Linked DNA regions of Homo sapiens: all the other regions are linked to region 5. Evidence: chromatin contacts called from ENCODE Hi-C or POLR2A ChIA-PET data. All regions are on one chromosome and are shown on one strand. Each heading gives the region's core, a stretch centred on a gene start or an enhancer-like site at or near the end of the contact. The rest is flanking DNA. Distances are from core to core; before and after follow the strand shown. Region 1 holds the start of MFAP3L (microfibril associated protein 3 like). Region 2 holds the start of AGA (aspartylglucosaminidase). Region 3 holds the start of HPF1 (histone PARylation factor 1). Region 4 holds the start of NEK1 (NIMA related kinase 1). Region 5 holds the start of SAP30-DT (SAP30 divergent transcript). Region 6 holds the start of DDX60L (DExD/H-box 60 like).

What was found. A loop is a pair of places that touch in the nucleus more often than their neighbours do. ChIA-PET counts read pairs that join two places held with the same protein, here RNA polymerase II (POLR2A). Pooled maps may share reads with other maps.
Region 1: a loop to region 5 is called in a map of CD8-positive, alpha-beta T cell, with 34 times the contacts of the local background. The contact joins the promoter of MFAP3L here to the promoter of SAP30-DT in region 5. A Hi-C loop is called at or near these places in 4 of 168 maps with a recorded cell type or tissue (CD8-positive, alpha-beta T cell, gastrocnemius medialis and naive thymus-derived CD4-positive, alpha-beta T cell) and 13 of 50 pooled maps. POLR2A ChIA-PET finds 5 or more read pairs at or near these places in 4 of 52 experiments (B cell, SK-N-SH, activated CD4-positive, alpha-beta T cell and 1 more).
Region 2: a loop to region 5 is called in a map of B cell, with 25 times the contacts of the local background. The contact joins the promoter of AGA here to the promoter of SAP30-DT in region 5. A Hi-C loop is called at or near these places in 5 of 168 maps with a recorded cell type or tissue (B cell, CD8-positive, alpha-beta T cell, ascending aorta and 2 more), 5 of 37 single-sample maps with no recorded cell type and 14 of 50 pooled maps. POLR2A ChIA-PET finds 5 or more read pairs at or near these places in 1 of 52 experiments (activated B cell).
Region 3: a map of endothelial cell of umbilical vein shows a loop between it and region 5 (11-fold over the local background). The contact joins the promoter of HPF1 here to the promoter of SAP30-DT in region 5. A Hi-C loop is called at or near these places in 1 of 168 maps with a recorded cell type or tissue (endothelial cell of umbilical vein), 1 of 37 single-sample maps with no recorded cell type and 8 of 50 pooled maps.
Region 4: a loop to region 5 is called in a map of naive thymus-derived CD4-positive, alpha-beta T cell, with 16 times the contacts of the local background. The contact joins the promoter of NEK1 here to the promoter of SAP30-DT in region 5. A Hi-C loop is called at or near these places in 4 of 168 maps with a recorded cell type or tissue (B cell, CD4-positive, alpha-beta memory T cell and naive thymus-derived CD4-positive, alpha-beta T cell), 2 of 37 single-sample maps with no recorded cell type and 14 of 50 pooled maps. POLR2A ChIA-PET finds 5 or more read pairs at or near these places in 3 of 52 experiments (CD4-positive, alpha-beta T cell, CD8-positive, alpha-beta memory T cell and activated CD4-positive, alpha-beta T cell).
Region 6: a map of CD4-positive, alpha-beta T cell shows a loop between it and region 5 (12-fold over the local background). The contact joins the promoter of DDX60L here to the promoter of SAP30-DT in region 5. A Hi-C loop is called at or near these places in 2 of 168 maps with a recorded cell type or tissue (CD4-positive, alpha-beta T cell and naive thymus-derived CD4-positive, alpha-beta T cell), 1 of 37 single-sample maps with no recorded cell type and 6 of 50 pooled maps. POLR2A ChIA-PET finds 5 or more read pairs at or near these places in 2 of 52 experiments (CD4-positive, alpha-beta memory T cell and naive thymus-derived CD8-positive, alpha-beta T cell).

What each region holds. Positions count from the first base shown.
Region 1 is chr4:170,025,047-170,027,746 of GRCh38, forward strand. It overlaps MFAP3L (microfibril associated protein 3 like), which reads right to left and starts at 1,349. Exons shown (of 3, transcript NM_021647.8): 1 at 1,188-1,349. RefSeq lists silencers at 1,157-1,246, 1,327-1,726, 2,185-2,254 and enhancers at 1,726-2,445, 2,435-2,574.
Region 2 is chr4:177,441,187-177,443,886 of GRCh38, forward strand. AGA (aspartylglucosaminidase) reads right to left here and starts at 1,251. Exons shown (of 9, transcript NM_000027.4): 1 at 1,063-1,251. The coding sequence starts at 1,189. It also overlaps a transcript of AGA-DT not described here. RefSeq lists enhancers at 297-376, 1,203-1,746, 1,837-1,916.
Region 3 is chr4:169,756,506-169,759,205 of GRCh38, forward strand. HPF1 (histone PARylation factor 1) reads right to left here and starts at 1,439. Exons shown (of 8, transcript NM_017867.3): 1 at 1,325-1,439. The coding sequence starts at 1,372. LOC107986240 (a long non-coding RNA gene) reads left to right here and starts at 1,558. Exons shown (of 3, transcript XR_001741529.2): 1 at 1,558-1,719. RefSeq lists an enhancer at 1,287-1,356.
Region 4 is chr4:169,611,260-169,613,959 of GRCh38, forward strand. It overlaps NEK1 (NIMA related kinase 1), which reads right to left and starts at 1,324. Exons shown (of 36, transcript NM_001199397.3): 1 at 963-1,324; 2 at 761-884. RefSeq lists enhancers at 797-916, 1,337-1,396.
Region 5 is chr4:173,369,352-173,372,051 of GRCh38, forward strand. SAP30-DT (SAP30 divergent transcript) reads right to left here and starts at 1,347. Exons shown (of 4, transcript NR_183973.1): 1 at 941-1,347; 2 at 83-259. It overlaps SAP30 (Sin3A associated protein 30), which reads left to right and starts at 1,603. Exons shown (of 4, transcript NM_003864.4): 1 at 1,603-2,146. The coding sequence starts at 1,832. RefSeq lists enhancers at 824-1,063, 2,147-2,700, 2,414-2,700 and silencers at 1,464-1,633, 1,914-2,293.
Region 6 is chr4:168,479,239-168,481,938 of GRCh38, forward strand. It overlaps DDX60L (DExD/H-box 60 like), which reads right to left and starts at 1,254. Exons shown (of 38, transcript NM_001012967.3): 1 at 1,139-1,254. RefSeq lists an enhancer at 1,273-1,512.

The sequences.
Region 1 (2,700 bases), core at 99-2,598, 3.3 Mb before region 5:
GTTTATCTTGCCCCTATTAGATACAATAATCCTAATAGTGTTAATGGTACTAAATGTTTTAGGAATAAACAACTGTAGAAACCACACTGGGACCTACAAATTGCACTTTCTGTGTAAGTAAAATGTCAGAAGAACTACACTGTTATAACTTACGGTCTCATGAAACGACATTTTTTTCCATCTTGTATTTCATCTTGAAGGATTTTACTATGTTCAGCATAGTAGCAACTGAAAAAAATGTGTTTCATCTAGAAACAAAAGTGAGAAAACTACAAAAAACACTGAGCTTCTGCAATGCTCGGTTTCCAAGTTTTTAACATTAAATCGAAGATAACGCAAAATAAAGATTGCCACAGTAACCAAACTTTTCTGCTAAGTATCCTTAAAAATAATGACAGTTCGATCGTATCTTAACTGTTTTCTACAATGTGAGCAGATAATACACCTACAAACCTTTTTTTGCTACCTTGCTTTATAAAGCTTGCAAGTTTTTTTTTCAGGGCTGGAGAAGACAGCTTAATGATCAAGCTTAAAATAAATCGGTTCTGCAATCACTCTGTATTTTAATCCGATGAAGCACGTTTCCCCATTCCACGCCATGAAGCAATTCGATGTCAACTTGTTATGGAGTCAAATGCGACAAACTCCGAGAGCTTCAGTAGCGAGGCGGCGGCTCGCAGCACCCACAGCCGCCCGCACTCCTGCGGCATCAGGACACGGCGCCCTCCCGACGCGGAACCCGCATTCACGTTCTCCGGAGCCCTGGCCAGCGCACGCTCCTCCCTGTCCGGGTAAACTGAGGCACAGCGATGAGAGAGATCCAGAGCCCAGCGAAAGCCCCCACGGCTGTTCGGCGTCCCCTTCCCCCACGACACCTAGGAGGCTCGCCGGCAGCTGGCAGTGGATTCCGCGCTCCTCGCCCTCGGAAGGTTACGGTTCGAGCCCAGGATGCGGCAGTCCCCAAACGGCCAGCCCCCGCCCCGCACGGATCTCGAAGCATCCTGCGACCCCCTGGAGCCCGCTGCCCGGACCCTGCGGCGTCTCGCAGCGCAGCCTCCGCCGCAGTCTCAGCCAGCCCAAACACCCGAAAGTTCGGCGGCCCCGGCGCCGACTCGGCCGCCGACCCGGTGCGGGGCTGGCTCCCACCCGTGCCCCTCCGCCCCGGCCCGCCGGGGGCCCCCGCTAACCTGACACCGCCGCGCCACTCAGGTGGCCGCCGTGCACCCCTCGCCATGGCCAGCCCGACAGCGGCCGCTGCGCCGCACTCTGCGCCGGACGCCCGGTAGCGCCTACTGCGGGCGAGCCGCCTCCGCCGGCGCCTCACAGCGTTGCGAGCTGCGCCGCCGGCTGCCGGGAGCGCGGAGCTTCCCACCTACAGGAGCCTGGGCCGGCCGGGGCCGAGCATGCCCAGTGCGGCTCGCCGGGCGGCGCGGAGGCGCGGGTGTAGCCGCCGGGTTTTCGCGGCAGCCGCGGGCGGGGGCAGCGGGGCGGGCGGTGCGGCGCGAGCCAGTCGGTGCTGCGGAGCGGCCCCGCGGAGGAGCCACCGGAGGCTGTAGTTGCCGGGGAGTCCCGCATTCAGTCCGCTCAGCCTCTGGGCCGGGCCTCGGCGGCCCCCAGAGCCCCACACCCGCAGGCCCAGGGCCTCCGCGGCAGCGCGGGACTCTCACTCCGCTCTCTCTCCCGCCCGGGGCTTCCACCGCAACTTCTGTGGGCGTCGCATCGCACGCGTGTTCAAGGACACCCAGGAAAAGGCTTCTTAGGGTCCCATCCTGGGGCGCTAAATGGGAACCAGTCAACCCACCCCCAAGCCTACCCTGTCTCCTTGCAATCAAATGCAATCACGAGCAAACCACCTTGCTTCCGAAAGCTTCTCAGGCCTTCCCGGGCGACTGCGCTGTAAGTCTTAAACGTCTCTTAAAGCAAAGTCCACAGATGGAAGAGTCTGGAAAAAAACCCAGCGGGCCGTTCCCTGGTGACTTTCTGAGTGGTGGGGTTCCAGGAATTTTTTTTTCATTTTCTTTAAAAATATTATTTGTAATTTCCACGTTTTTTCTAATGAACCATAAGTTGATTTTTTAATTAAAAAGTAGAGTACTCTAAAATTATTAAGTACCTACAGAAGTTTCGCTACACGATCCTGCAATGTTAGTGGCTTCTTCTCCTCCTTATCTCCCTTTTTTTTTTTTTTTTTTTAATTTTAAAAGAGAACAGAGACTCTCAATTTCTGGGGCGGGACCAGGCTCCTTCCCCCGGCTTTTTAGTGCCCGCCCTCTTGGCCACACCCCACTCCGGCCTTTTTACTCCCGTACCGCCCTCTTCCCGGTGGGTTGCTGCGAAAACCCGGAAAGGTGGACTTTCCACATTGACGCTCCCGGCGGCTCCGGCAGCCAGACTGGGCATGTTCCGCCGCCGGGTCAGGCATTGCTGTGCCAAGAGAGGAGCTTTAGCAACTCTCAGTCTCTCTGCTCCTCTCTGTTCCTGGCAAACTGGCAAAGTAGTGCCTCTGACCCCACGCCCCGAGGTCGGACCTGCAGAAGTGGGTCAGGACCCGACTGAGCATGCTCCGGGCAGTGCCAGGCTGCCGCACGCGGCTGCATCTGGTTGCCCAAGGTTGATGTAGCCGCGGTCTCTCGTCACGACATCGAAGCTCGGGAAACGGATGGAAGCAGGGCTCTAGAGAGGCACGATTGCATCGACACG
Region 2 (2,700 bases), core at 1-2,500, 4.1 Mb after region 5:
TTTACGCAAGTTCCCTCTTTCAATACAGGCAACTTAAACACAGAACTGTCCCCCGCCCAGGCTGATGCAATTTCTTTTCGTCTCATTATGGCTGGGAATATCTTTCTCACAGCCTGCTTCTTCATTTTCTCTGAATCGTATGCACTGCCACCAAATTCTGGAGCCAATTCTGCCCTAGAAAGTTAATACGTTAGCAACCTCAGATGGAGGAGGAGGGGTCTGAAAATGACTCTTCTGGTCATTAAGCAAATGAAAGAAACAAGCATAGTACAATGCGAAAATGCCAAGATAATGGTACGTAAAGGCTATTAACAAGGTGTAGAAGGCAGGAACCTAACTCATTCTGGACACGAGGGCAGTTAAGTCAGGGAACGCTTCCTGGAAGAGGTGATACCTTAGCTTAGTGGTTCTCAACCCTGTCTGCAAATCGAAATCACCTAGGGAGCTTTTTAAAGAAAAACAGTGGCCCTGATTCCAGCAGTTAGATCACAGTCACAGGAGGTGGGCCCCGGCAGGATGATTTTTGAGAAGCTCCCCAGATAGTGTGAATGTACAGCAAAGGTTGGAACCTTGAATTCTAAGTGGCAGGTAAAGTATGACAACACGTGGCAAAAAAAGTAAATGGGAAAAGAGTAGGCTATGGCTGGGACACTATTAGTCGTCTACAAAATTGCAAAGAAGTGAAGGATTAGAAACGAGAGGTGGAGACGTACACAGCCCGTGAAAAGACTGTCAGGCAGAAAAGCGTAGCTGCTACTTGATTAAAGCACAAAGGCCATAACTATGGTCAGCAGCAGGGTGGAAAATACATTGCGCTGGGGGCTGCATGAAGGGAGGACCTAAAATGCAACAGCGGTAGGTGGGGAGGATGCAGTAAAGGCCACTTGCAAGAGACTGAGCGGCGCTGGAGACTCGGGAAGACCTAGAGGGCGGGACCGCGAGGCCCGGCCCAGCCCGGCGCTCTTCCGTCCGCCCTGCCGGGTGACTGCAGCGGGGCGGGCTAGTCATCCCCACCCGCAAGCTCTCGCGGCGCAGCCGCCCGCCCAGGCCGCCAACCCGCACCTGCTTCGGTTGCATTCTTAAAGGGCCAAGTGTTGACGACCAGGGGCAGAGGGCTGGAGCAGCGCACTAGGGCCTGGCAGAGCAGAAACGGCACGAGAAGCACAGGCAAGTTCGACTTCCGCGCCATCCCTGACCACCGAAGAGACCAGCGCGAGAAAAGTCCCGGCAGCCAGCGATCGCCGAACAATTAATCCCCAGTGCCCCGCCCGCCTGGCGCCCACGCCCGCTCTCTCGGGGGTTCGCTCAGGCGTCCCTCAACTCTCGCGAGACGAGGCGTCCCTGGGCCCGCGGGAGAGTTGTGTCACGGGGCACTGAGCTGTTCCCTGCGCTAAGGTGCTTCTTCCTAAGTGCTGTTCAGATTTTTAAAATAGCCAGACAAGTTGCTGCTTTTCCTGTGGTTAAAATAGATTTAGCTTGATATTGGGAATTTAATACAAAATTATTCAACTCTGGGTTGCAGGGCCCCAGGAACTTTAGCCGATTGCTGTGTACTATGGATTTGGTTCTTTTACTGTCTTTTTAATTTAAAGTTGAAGTTGAAAAGTTTGTCAAACTCAGTATATTCTTGGGGATCCCAGGCCTCGGAGGTCTGCAATAGTTATGAGTGTAGGTGAAGCGTGTTTGCTTAGGACCGGATTGATTTTAGATTTTTTTTCCATTCATAGCGTCCGTCATTTTCGCACCACAGCTTTTTGTAGCACTTCCTCTCATTATAAATCCCTGAGCTGGAAGAAAAACAGAAACGGCCTATGTACCCTCTACCTAGCACACTGAAGTGCAGCTTCCTGCACCTCCAGGGCAAGACGGCTACCTCCATTCCTTTTTAAATGTATTTTTACCTTCCTGCCTGGCACTATTAAGTGCTAAATAAATGAATAAGAGGAGGAATGGGGATTTTACGTGCTTGGTGGAGGCTGCTCAGTTTTGTTGCTGGGCAGACGTGCGAACATGAACTAATAATCCCTTTGGGTGTCTGGAATGCCTGCCCAGGTTGCCAAGGCAAGACACATAATCACATAATTTTTAAAAGCATCTATAAATCTATACAAACTTTAAAAATATGAACTAGGCTGGGCACGATGGCTCACGCCTGTAATCCCAACACTTTGGGATGCTGAGGTGGGTGGATCACGAGGTCAGGAGTTCGAGACCAGCCTGGCCAACATAGTGAAACCCGTCTCTACTAAAAATACAAAAATTAGCCGGGCGTGGTGGTGCATGCCTGTAGTCCCAACTACTTGGGAGGCTGAGGCAGAATTGCTTGAAGCCGGGAGGTGGAGATTGTGGTGAGCCGAGATCGCACCACTTCACTCCAGCCTGGACAACAGAGTGAGATTCTGTCTCAAAAATAAATAAATAAATAAATGTAAAAATATAAACTAGGTAGGAGTTGTGAGACTTACAAAACCTTCAAGGCTCTTATTGATTGCTAGGAAATTAAATACATAATTTAAAGAACATAAGATAGCCCAGAAGTATCATTATCCCGTTGGGGAAGTGTTAATTAAAAGATATAATAAAGACAAATTTTCTAAGTTCCTTTCATGGGGTTTGGAAGAGGAACAAGTCATCTGTGCTGGAGTAATCATAACCCAATGGCAGGTGAAACTGGAAACTTGGGTGAAACAGGGTAAGAAA
Region 3 (2,700 bases), core at 189-2,688, 3.6 Mb before region 5:
GCATAATAGTTAGGTTGCCTGGGTTGACTCCTGACTCTACTGATTTCCAACCTTAGGCAAGTTACTTAACCTCTCTGTGCTTTGTTTTCTCATCTGCAAAAAGGGCATACAGTGCCTATATCGGGGTTGTTACAAGGAATGTTATTATATGTAAAAATACACAGAACGGTCCTAGCACATAATATACAAATGCTGGCCATTACGGTTATAGTCTCTACAGACTCATCTTCATTTCTGTTATTGTATTTCTAGTTAAGCACATCACTCCACCAAAGCAGTTCTTCACTGCACCTTCAAAAAGAGAATTTTTTCAGCTGTGCCTTTACTCACACACTAGTTCAGCATCTCCATAGCCCTAACAACTAGGATTTAGAACAGCTGTCCCCTTCAGAGGCTACACTTCTTCTTTACCCTGGTCTTCCTAGAATGCATGACCCAATATGAAGGATGCCTATACCGATGGCCCTTTAACAGTTAGTTAAGCCCTCTAAGAATGTCTCACCCTGTCCGATTTATGACACTACCAGAGTAACTTTTCTAAAACTTTAGTTATCACAATGGCACTTCTTTCCTGATTCCCCTTATTGCTACTGTAGTGGTTACAGAACTTCCGAAATCGTAGTAAAGTATGAGAATGCACACACTCTCTCCTCCTCCCCTCTCAGTAGTGCTTTTATGATCAGGTCCCTCTTATTTTCCCATTTCCCTGGCTCCAGCCAAGCCGAACGCTCCGCTACGCCCAAACATCTCCTACAGTTTTATGTCTCAGAATCTTACTTCTCTGCCTTCAAAACCAATTTTCAAAGAGTTGTCTTAAAAGTCTTCTTTAACACCCCCTGGGACTTGTTAAATCCTCCTTCAGTGTTTCCATAGCACTTTCTACACACCAGCGTTATAATCCCAAACAAAAAAGTCACAGTAGAATGCATATTTGCTTGTGCCCCTCCTCCCCAGGCCGAGGGCTCAACAAGCAGCAGGAGCAAGCAGGTTGACCCCCAAATCCGCAGCGCCCCACAGAATGTCAGGTATGTAATCGGTTCCCAATCAATCTGGCTGGGCGAATGAACCATTGGTTGGCTTAATCCGTTTCCCCAGGAAATGCTCCAAGAGGAGCTGGGCAGAAGATGCAGAGGAGCTACTTTCCTGGTCCAACCCCCTGCAGAGCGCGAAACAGCGGCCCTGGGCAGGATCCCCGCAGCAAACCGCAGCCCCTGGACACACAGCAAGCTTAATAGTCACTGGATGAATGAAAAGCGCTGCCTCCTGGTGCCCTGGCTGTCACCCAAAGCGCCCCGCGTAGCCCGCACAGCCTTTCCGGCAGTACCTGCGGCCCCTCTCCGCCGGGCCTGCGCTTCCCGCCACCGCCGACCATTCTGCAGCTGCAGCGCCAGCAGAATTCCCCGATCCGCGGCCGCTTCCGAGCGCCGCCAACCGCTTCCGGGTTCAAAAGCCTCCAAGCCGAATTTCAGCGCCGCCCGGGCTCGCCAATTTAGGGGAAAGGCTCCGCCCATTCCCCGCCCCCTGAGACCTGGCACCGGACGCGTTGAGGCCCCGCCCACTCCCGTGCTGGGCGCGTGCAAGGAGCGTCTTCTGTCAGCGTAGTCTGCATCTAGGCTTTCTGGAGCATCTTCCAGGGTCGCTCCAGAGACCCCCCAGACTACTGAATCTGAATCCTTAGAGTGGTCCAACCTTCCTCTTCAGGTGTCTACTAGAGGCAAGGTTGGATGTATGCGGCTGTTCTCAATACAGCCCCTTCCTTGTTTTTTCTTCATTTATATTTACTTAAAATATTAATCCTTTTCTCCTTCTCCTCCATCCCTCTCCCTACCCTACTGTACGGTTATTGGCTTACACTAATTCATTCCCGATTGTCTCCAAGAAGGAAATAAATGTCTGTCGGTCTCTGTCTCTGTACCGTCGTCTTCTTGGTACAATTTGGACTGTTTTTCCTCTACACCGCTGATATGCAAAGTGTAGTCCCTGAACCAGCGGCCTCAGCATCCTGAGGGAATTTGTTAAAACGCCAAATCTCAGGCCTTACCCAGACTTACTGAATCAATATCTGCATCGCAACAAGATCCCCTGGTAATTCCTATGCACATAAAATTTGGAAGGCACAACTCTCAACTGATGTCCTTGGACCTCCTTCACATCCATCCTGGGAAGGTCTTATTCCTCATTCCTGAGATGAGTTCTCTATTTCCTCAATCTGGGTGTTCCTTTTTCTTGATTATATACCCTCATGTTGTGGAACATATCCGCCAATAGTTCCTTGAGAGAGGTTGCTGCCAGGTCTTTTTTCCCACAGAGTGTGCATGTCTGGAAATGTTTTTATTCTGGCTGAGCACAGTTCTAGGTTGAAAATAACTTTCACTCGGAATATTGGAGGGCTTGCTCCGCAATATTTTAGCTTCCAGAATTGTTAAGAAACTATGTCGTTATATTTCCTTCTCCTTCACAGGTCACTAAATTTCTTGATATGTAACCTGCTTTCCTTTCTGTTTTGTTTTGTCTCAAGAAGCTTTAGGATCTTTTCTCTGTTTCCAGTGTTTTTTGTTTTGTTTTGTTTTGTTTTGTTTTTTTTGAGACGGAGTCTCGCTCTGTTGCCCAGGCTGGAGTGCAGTGGTGCCACCTCAGCTCACTGCAAGCTCCACCTCCCGGGTTCACACCGTTCTCCTACCTCAGCCTCCGGAGTAGCTG
Region 4 (2,700 bases), core at 74-2,573, 3.8 Mb before region 5:
TTTAACGTGAAAAAAACCTGTTTTCCCACAAAATAGGCTCCTTACATTTCACCTAGAACAATGGATATTTTAAGTGAAACAGATCTGTAGAACCTCTAAAACCAGACAAATGTAAACTAGAAACAAGGAGTTACTTCTCTCCAAATTTGGCTCCCCTCCATCAGCTCTACAATACTGCTGCATCATAAAAAAAGGTCATTAACTTAGATTGGATGCCACTTTTAATCCTTCATAAACATTTCTAATGAAACATACCAAGGCAATAAAAAATATTTCTGCTTCCTAAAGCAGATCTTAAAGAACAAAAAATAGGCCTGCAAAAAAAGTTATGATAAACTCTTAAAGTAGTACAACAATTAATGCCTTACATATGGAAACTGTGTCAAATCATGGAAACAGAAATCTAAGATTACAGGGTAACCAGCTAACTACTACTCATATTCGCTTCCTAATTAAAATTTATCAGTAATTTAAGATTGGACACAACATAAGCAATGCAAATGCTTGCTTATCCATACTAAGATTCCTATTATTTTAATCCCATTACCGCTCTAGTTTTTAAAAATACCGTAATGTCCAAGAATCGCTTTGTTAATACAGAGTGTCTTAGAGAATTAACATTTAAATGAGATTAAGGTATTTTCCCTGCAAACACTTAAGGTATCTGTGTAATCTCAATATAAGCAGTTCTACGCACATCTCATTTCCAGGATGATTTTTACCATTTTGCATGTCATTCCTTCCCCCAAGTGGAACTCACCTCAGTGACACAGGACGTTAGTAGGAATAACGGTGATGACTAATAAGCATCAGTCTAGGTGTGGCAGTCTTCCTACGGGGCTTAATAAAGCAGAGGTACCATCCCGCATTTTGAAAATGACATCCTGAAAGAGAAACCAAGACTGTCTAACCAGCAGCAGCTCACAGTCCAGACTGAAAGGGGGCACTGAGACTCTCCACACCTGACACTCGTCTTCAGTTGATACCACGGGTTTGACTCCGTCCTGTCTCGGGCGACGCCCGTAAGACAGGTCGACACTACCCCGACGAAACAAACAAACTGGTTTCTGAGCCCCGTAGAAACGGCGGGGTGCAGCAGGGGGAGTGCCTCCGTTACCGCCTCTCCAACTTCACAGAGGTCGTTGCTAGTGGCCACGGCGGGGTGGGGACGGGCGGCGTTCGGGACTGGGAAGCTACTTGACTGCCACGTGCTCCTGCCTCGCAACAGCGGCTCTAGATTCCGAGTTATGGGGACAACTGCTCGAGAGGCCAGGGTAGGGTAAGGACTCCGCAACCTAGGGTCCCAAAACCCTGGAGCGAATGCGGACTAAGGGAGAGCGGCCGGCGCGTCACCGGCGCTGGCGTGTGACGTCAGCGCGTGGAAGGCGGCACGCAGCGGAGGCGGCTGGGAAGGAGCAGTGAGGCTGGGCTAGAACCGTAGGGTCGGGCGGGGTGCTGTGCGAAGGGGCGGGCGGGGTGCTGTGCGAAGGGACGGGAGGGGCGGGCTCTGCAGGCGGGAAGACAGAAAGGACGAGACGGGAGAGATGAAAAGGATGGAGAGAGTGTAAAGCTGTTAAGAGTCATGCAGAGATGCGGGAGAGAACTCACTAGTTGAAACCAATTTGGAATATAAAGCATATAAAATTTTCCCACAGCTACTACACCGAGAAAGGGACTTTTTTATTTTACATGAAAGCGCACTACTTAGGGATGCCACATTTTAAAGAGCAATTTTGCTTTAAAAAGCAAGTCTTTTCCTATTATATCTTGGATGGTTGAAACAGAAGAATGTTTAAGTCTTGAGATATTTTTAAAAAGCTGTATGGGGTTTTCTACACCTTTACATCTAATGTATGTATAAATTACTTGTCTGTATGTTGAAGGGTTTGGAAATGTACAGCAGTCTAAGTACATTTTTTCACTGCAGGACTGGCGAAGGTAGGAAGAGATTCCCCTAAAACTATAATAAGGGATATCATCTGGCGTCATCCTGAGTGGCCCTACTCAGGGCAACTTTATTCCTAGGGACATTGAAAGATTTTGGCGGCTTTGCCAGACGATGGCGCTGCAAGTCACCCAACCTGAAAAGCTGGAGAGTTTGTTTTATCTCCTCTTCAATCGCCATACAGCTACAAAAGACTTATTTTCCTCATTCTTTCTACTTCTAGTCTACACTCCTGTGGGCCCTCCTACCCCCAGTTAGTAGGAATTATCATGTCTGAATGCACAATTGTAGTTCTACCCACATCCTTTTGTACATCAAAGTGAAGTGAAATGTTGCCAATTACTAATCTAAGCAAATTCTTTTTGCTGCTTACAGGAAGAATGGCTAGTCAGCTAACCTCCTTAGATAATTCTTTAGGCTCATGTCATAAACTATTGGTAGGACTACAAACTGCTACAGTCTTTCTAGAAGGTATGCTAGCAGTATGCATATCCTTTGACTCAGCAATTTAACTTCTGGAACAAGTGAGCAATGATTTATATACAAGGATAACCGTTATTGTTTATAACCAGAAAAACTAGAAATACTGTAAATGTATAACAATAAAGAATTGATTAAATTATAATATATCCAAACAATGAAATACTCTAAAGCCATTTAAAAGAGTAATCAAGATCTACTTTATTGACATACAAAGATACCATTGATATATTGATGAGTAAATAAAGCAGGTTACCTAAGAAGATTACCTGATT
Region 5 (2,700 bases), core at 97-2,596:
TTTTCCTACTGAATTTACGTAATATTTAAATTGTTTTTCTTTGTCATATCCTAGAACTCAAACGCACAGATACAATGGATACCTTTGATTTTCTGCGTCGATGGCATTTTGCATTTAAAAAGATCATCTGGGTGGGGTGGCGCGCGTCTGTAATCCCAGCTACTCGGGAGGCTGAGGCAGGAGAATCGCTTGAACTCGAGAGGCGGAGGTTGCAGGATCGCGCCACTGCACTGCACTCCATCCTGGGCGACAGAGCAAACTGTCTCAAAAGAAAAAAAAATCATTTATCACTAAATTTACTCACCAAAAGAACTTGCAAAAAAAAAACCCAAAACCCTACTGCCTAAAATATATTTTAAAACGTATTTGTGTTTAAGCAGCATATATCTTTTGATAAATAATGACGCATGGTAGCTAACTAGTAAAGATGCAGCTTTCATATTAGCCACGCCCATCCCTCTCTCCGCCCTCCACAAGCACGTCCCCGCAAGCGCGCAGGAACATACACGCGTACGCGCGCACACACACGTACACACGCGCGCGCCCGCGAACACATACATACAAGCAGGCGCGCCCAAACGCCGGCAGCACACAGGCGCGCACGCGCTTTTCAGGACTCAGGAAATGCGCTTTCTGCTCCCCGCGCCCGGTAGAGCTAATGCAGGGAAGTTTCTGGGAACATTCGACCAGCGTTTGTATTGGTGAGGTTCCAAGTTTCCTTTAAAATGATATGACTCCGCCCTTCTCCAAAACCGTTTGAGGAGAAATGGAAAAGGTTGGGCGTGGAGGTGAAAAGGAGCCCTGTTGTCAACTGGTCCGTACTCCACCTCAGGAGGCGGCCAACTTGGTGCGCCCAAGAATAAAAACATTTCCCTTGTAAGAACATGCAAGTGTTTAGAAACGCCCCCCCACCCCCCCGCAAGGCGTTTGTGAGGGGGACCTGTCACAGTTGAGAAGTCAGGATGGGCGTTTTCCTCCCAGGAGGTGCCCTATTAATTTGCGGCCTCGATAGTTGGTCAAGCCGGGATGTTAGCTGCGGAACCTCCAGGACCGAAGAGCGCCAATTCTCCTGAGTTCTCCTTGGTTTGGGTTTCCCACAAAAGAGTGGTCACACCAAAAACTCTGTCTCCACAAATGCGAAACGGGCTCGAAACTTTTTTTTCCCCACACGATCACTTCCCACACCACTCCCATCCCTTTATGTTTCGCCTCAGGAGTCGAGGAACTTCTCTGAAAACCAATTCTACGATATTCCAGCAGCTAAACACAGCCCGAATTCCCTAGAAACAGAGAGAGCGAGAGAAAACACTGTAAACCCCAATCACACGCTCCTGTTTTCCCGGTACTGAAAAAAAAAAAAAAAAAAAAAAGTGGGTCCGTGGCCGCGCTATGCATGCTAGGATTAGTAGTTCCTCCGTCCCTCATGGCGCGGGGTCAGGGCGGAGCTCAGGTTGACTCTGCAGCAGAGAACTACAATTCCCATGGGGCCGCGCGGCAGAAAGAAAGGGGCGGGACGGGAGGGGGCGCGTCGCGCTTGCGCAGGTCCCGGGGCCGGAGGGAGGCGGAGGCGTAGCGGTCCAACTGCTGAAGTCCCCATGTGACAGTGAGCGGGGTCCCCGCTCCAGGAGACGCTCGAGTCTGCGTCCCGGCCCTCAGCACTGTCCACTGTTTCGGTGCCAGCAGAGACCAGCAGGCCCGGGACAGTTGGTGTTTGGCCGTGCCGCTGTCTAACTTGGTGTGCAGAGTGAATTGCCGCTGCCGGAGCGGAGAGAGGCGGAGCGGCCAGGAGAGAGGGGATTTCTGTCAGCGCCGGCCTCGGGAGCTCGGAGACATGAACGGCTTCACGCCTGACGAGATGAGCCGCGGCGGGGATGCGGCCGCCGCAGTGGCCGCAGTGGTCGCTGCCGCGGCCGCCGCCGCCTCGGCGGGGAACGGGACCGGCGCGGGCACCGGGGCTGAGGTGCCGGGCGCGGGGGCGGTCTCAGCGGCTGGGCCCCCGGGGGCGGCCGGGCCGGGCCCCGGGCAACTGTGCTGCCTGCGGGAGGATGGTGAGCGGTGCGGCCGGGCGGCAGGCAACGCCAGCTTCAGCAAGAGGATCCAGAAGAGCATCTCCCAGAAGAAGGTGAAGATCGAGCTGGATAAGAGCGTAAGTAAACCGCGGGACCGCCCTGCCCTCCCGCCCCTCGGTGGGGCCCCAGGAGCCGGGCAAAGGCACGGGTTGTCGGCGGGGTCCCCCAGACAACCGCACTGGCTGCAGTGCGGTCTCGTGGAGTCTGTGTTTGGAAGCAAATAACAAAGTCGCTGCAACTCCTACCGCCACCCCAACACACACACCACACACAGGCTGTCGTTCCCCTCTTCTTTCCCACCCTGGCCCCCAACCTCCCGCTGCCTGCGTCTCTCCCGCGCAGTCTTCCCTCTTCCTTCTCCTCTGCGACCGGGACACGAAACAAAGGGGACCGGCGCACTGAGGGCCCAGAGTAGTTTTCTTGCAGCCCGGCAGCTCTTCTGGAATGGAGGCGCCTTTGTTTTGCTGCCCAAGCTGGTGTTTGGCCCCAGGCGGTACTAAATCCCGTCGTCTAGGAGAAAGCGGAGGACCTTCACGAACAAGGAAGATCCTGTTCTTTTCTGTGTTCCGTCTCCTCCGGAGCGGAGTGAGAGGGAAGCCGAGCTCACCCGCCGCCTGGCAGTGAGCCGGGG
Region 6 (2,700 bases), core at 4-2,503, 4.9 Mb before region 5:
CAATATCTTTGGGATAGAAGGCGAAGAGCCTTGGAAGCATAACTCACCCTCATTTATTTTAGTACCCTCAACTCTCAGCACCTGAGTTCCACCAAACTTCAAACTGCAAATCTTAGATTGAATGGTATGTTACTGTTTTCAGGAGAACACTCGAAATCATGAAGGTCTGTATGTCGTTGATGTTATGGTTTGGACTTCTTATTGTGTCTTTAAAGGACTTGCTTCTGTTTGGTTCTGACCGCTTTTTCTAGCAGTCATTAGGAGCTTTCATAATCCTTAAGGCCCCATCACGGATGATGTCAGCTTCTTTGATTATGGAAAACCTTGAGAAGTTTATTATAAATTTATCAATGTAACTTTGTAAACAAAAGAGAAGCGGGAAAAAAGAACAAAGTACCTTTCCAGAGAAATAGTAAAACCTTATTTCCGCTATTAAGAGCTTAAATCCGGCCGGGCGCGGTGGCTCACGCCTGTAATCCCAGCACTTTGGGCGGCCTAGGCGGGCGGGTCACGAGGTCAGGAGATCGAGACCATCCTGGCCTAACATGGTGAAACCCCGTCTCTACTAAAAATAAAAAATAAAAAATAAAAAAAAATTAGCCGGGCGTGGTGGCGGGTGCCTGTAGTCCCAGCTACTCGGGAGGTTGAGGCAGGAGAATAGCGTGAACCCGGAAGGTGGAGGTTGCAGTGAGCAGAGATAACGCCACTGCACTCCAGCCTGGGCGACAGAGCGAGACTGACTCAAAAAAAAAAAAAAAAAAAAAGCTTAAATACAAGACGGAAAAAAGGGAAGCGGCTTGCTGCCTGTCAATGTCCAGGTTCGAATGGCTGTGCTCAGATGTGGTGACCCTTACTTTCTCCTCAGCACCCCAGATCCCCAGGCCCCCTCGGGTGCAGAGGACCCGTTAAATGCCTGAGCACTCTCCTCTCTCACGGTGGTTGTCCCTCTTCCCTACCTCTCCGCGAAGCTGCCGCCCGAGCCCAGTGGGCGCCCCAGCTTCCCTCGCCCGGCGCGCACGAAGCCACCAGGCCACCTCCCCGCCCGGTCCATCTGGATGTTGAAGGAATCCTAGAACCCCCGCGGGACAGCTCCGCTCCAGGGTCCCTAGCGACACCCGACGTCACCCGCAATCCTCACCCCGGCCGCCGAACCTGCTAGGTCCAAAGAGCTTCGGAGCTGCACGCCCCGCGGGGAGGAGGTGGAGCAGAGGAGACCGAGCGCAGAGCCTGGCGTCGGACTGGGCGCTCTGAGCCACACAGCAGCCAGCGCCTGAGTTTTTATCTAGGGAGTTAGTTTCGGTTTCTTTTCTCCACCGCGAGGCCTTTTCGATTTCCGCAGTTTTCTGGAGGTAGAATATAGGTCTGCATTGGTTTACTCTGAGAATCTTAGGGAAGTAATAGTAGAAGCGATGATATGCTATCTGGGACATGCATGTAATTGTAAAGGGAAAGAAAGCAGAGAAATCTGGGACTCTAAACAAGGAATTGAGGCTGAGAGTAAATGCAGCACGCTAAGCACTATGAAAGTCTGCGGTGAGGTGTGGCGTTTTTCTTTTCTGGCAAGGTACTGGACAGGCAAAAATGGAGTAAAAAAGGATTAGGGGCTTTGAGTTTCTGTCCTAAGAAGTTCATTTTATGAAAAATTTCCAATAGTATAACTGTCCAGTGTGAACATTTGAAAGACCAATCATCTATCACAGAGAATTTAAATTGAGAAGAAGAATGCTCTTTAGTTTTGTCATCAAGCTCATTAATGTTTGAAATTCGAGTTTCAACCCCAGCCCATCATGGTCTTTAGTGCTCCAGACGCTTAATTCCATGACGTTATGCATGTGCAGAATATATTGAGATTCAAGGTGGTGGTGAGGGTGCCCCAGTAACGGCATGGGGTAATAAATGGAGAGAAATCGAAACCGGAAGTTCTGTCTTCAAGAAAAGGAAAGGGTGGAAGTGACTTGTTCACAATAGAAAGAGCCCAGAAGAACAAAGTTTTTTCTCAGACTCTGGAATATAAAGTGGCTTCGAAAAGGAGGTGAAAACATTGCTCACTTCTGTCAGGATTTTTCTTTAATTTTATGTTTGGTTGAAAATAGTTATGATTCTCTTTCTCAATGAGGATGACATTGAGAAAGAACCTGAAATGACTCATGATTAAGTCATGAGTTCATCTCAGATGAATTCCTCTCTAGCATCTGATACTGGACCTTTGTATCATAAGAATGCATTTGCTAGCAGCAGAAAATTGGGCTTTGCTGTAAAAGCATTCATTGAGCTTTTTATGTGCCAGGCAATAGGCTAAGCCCTTAACATGTATTATCACATTAAATCTCACAGAAATCCCATGAGCAACTTTACTGTTGCTATTTTATGGATGAGGTAAATAAGGCTTAGAGAATTCAATTACTTGTCGATGACCCTACAGGTAGTTAATGGTAGCCAAGACTTCAAAATTTAATTCCAAAGATAATATCTACAATATTCTCTGTATATATTATCTCATTCCAGTTCTTTTAAATACTACAGTGTCATTATTCCTCCCCCAAAGCACATACAATTTAATGGGGATTTCCTCTTTTGGTTGTAGAAGTGGGCCCTACATGTTCTTAATATAATTGACTGTCTGCTGTTGTTTTTCTCTCTTAAAGATATAGATGTATCAGGTGGGGATTCCCTAGATGTTAACTCCACACATCCCACTTC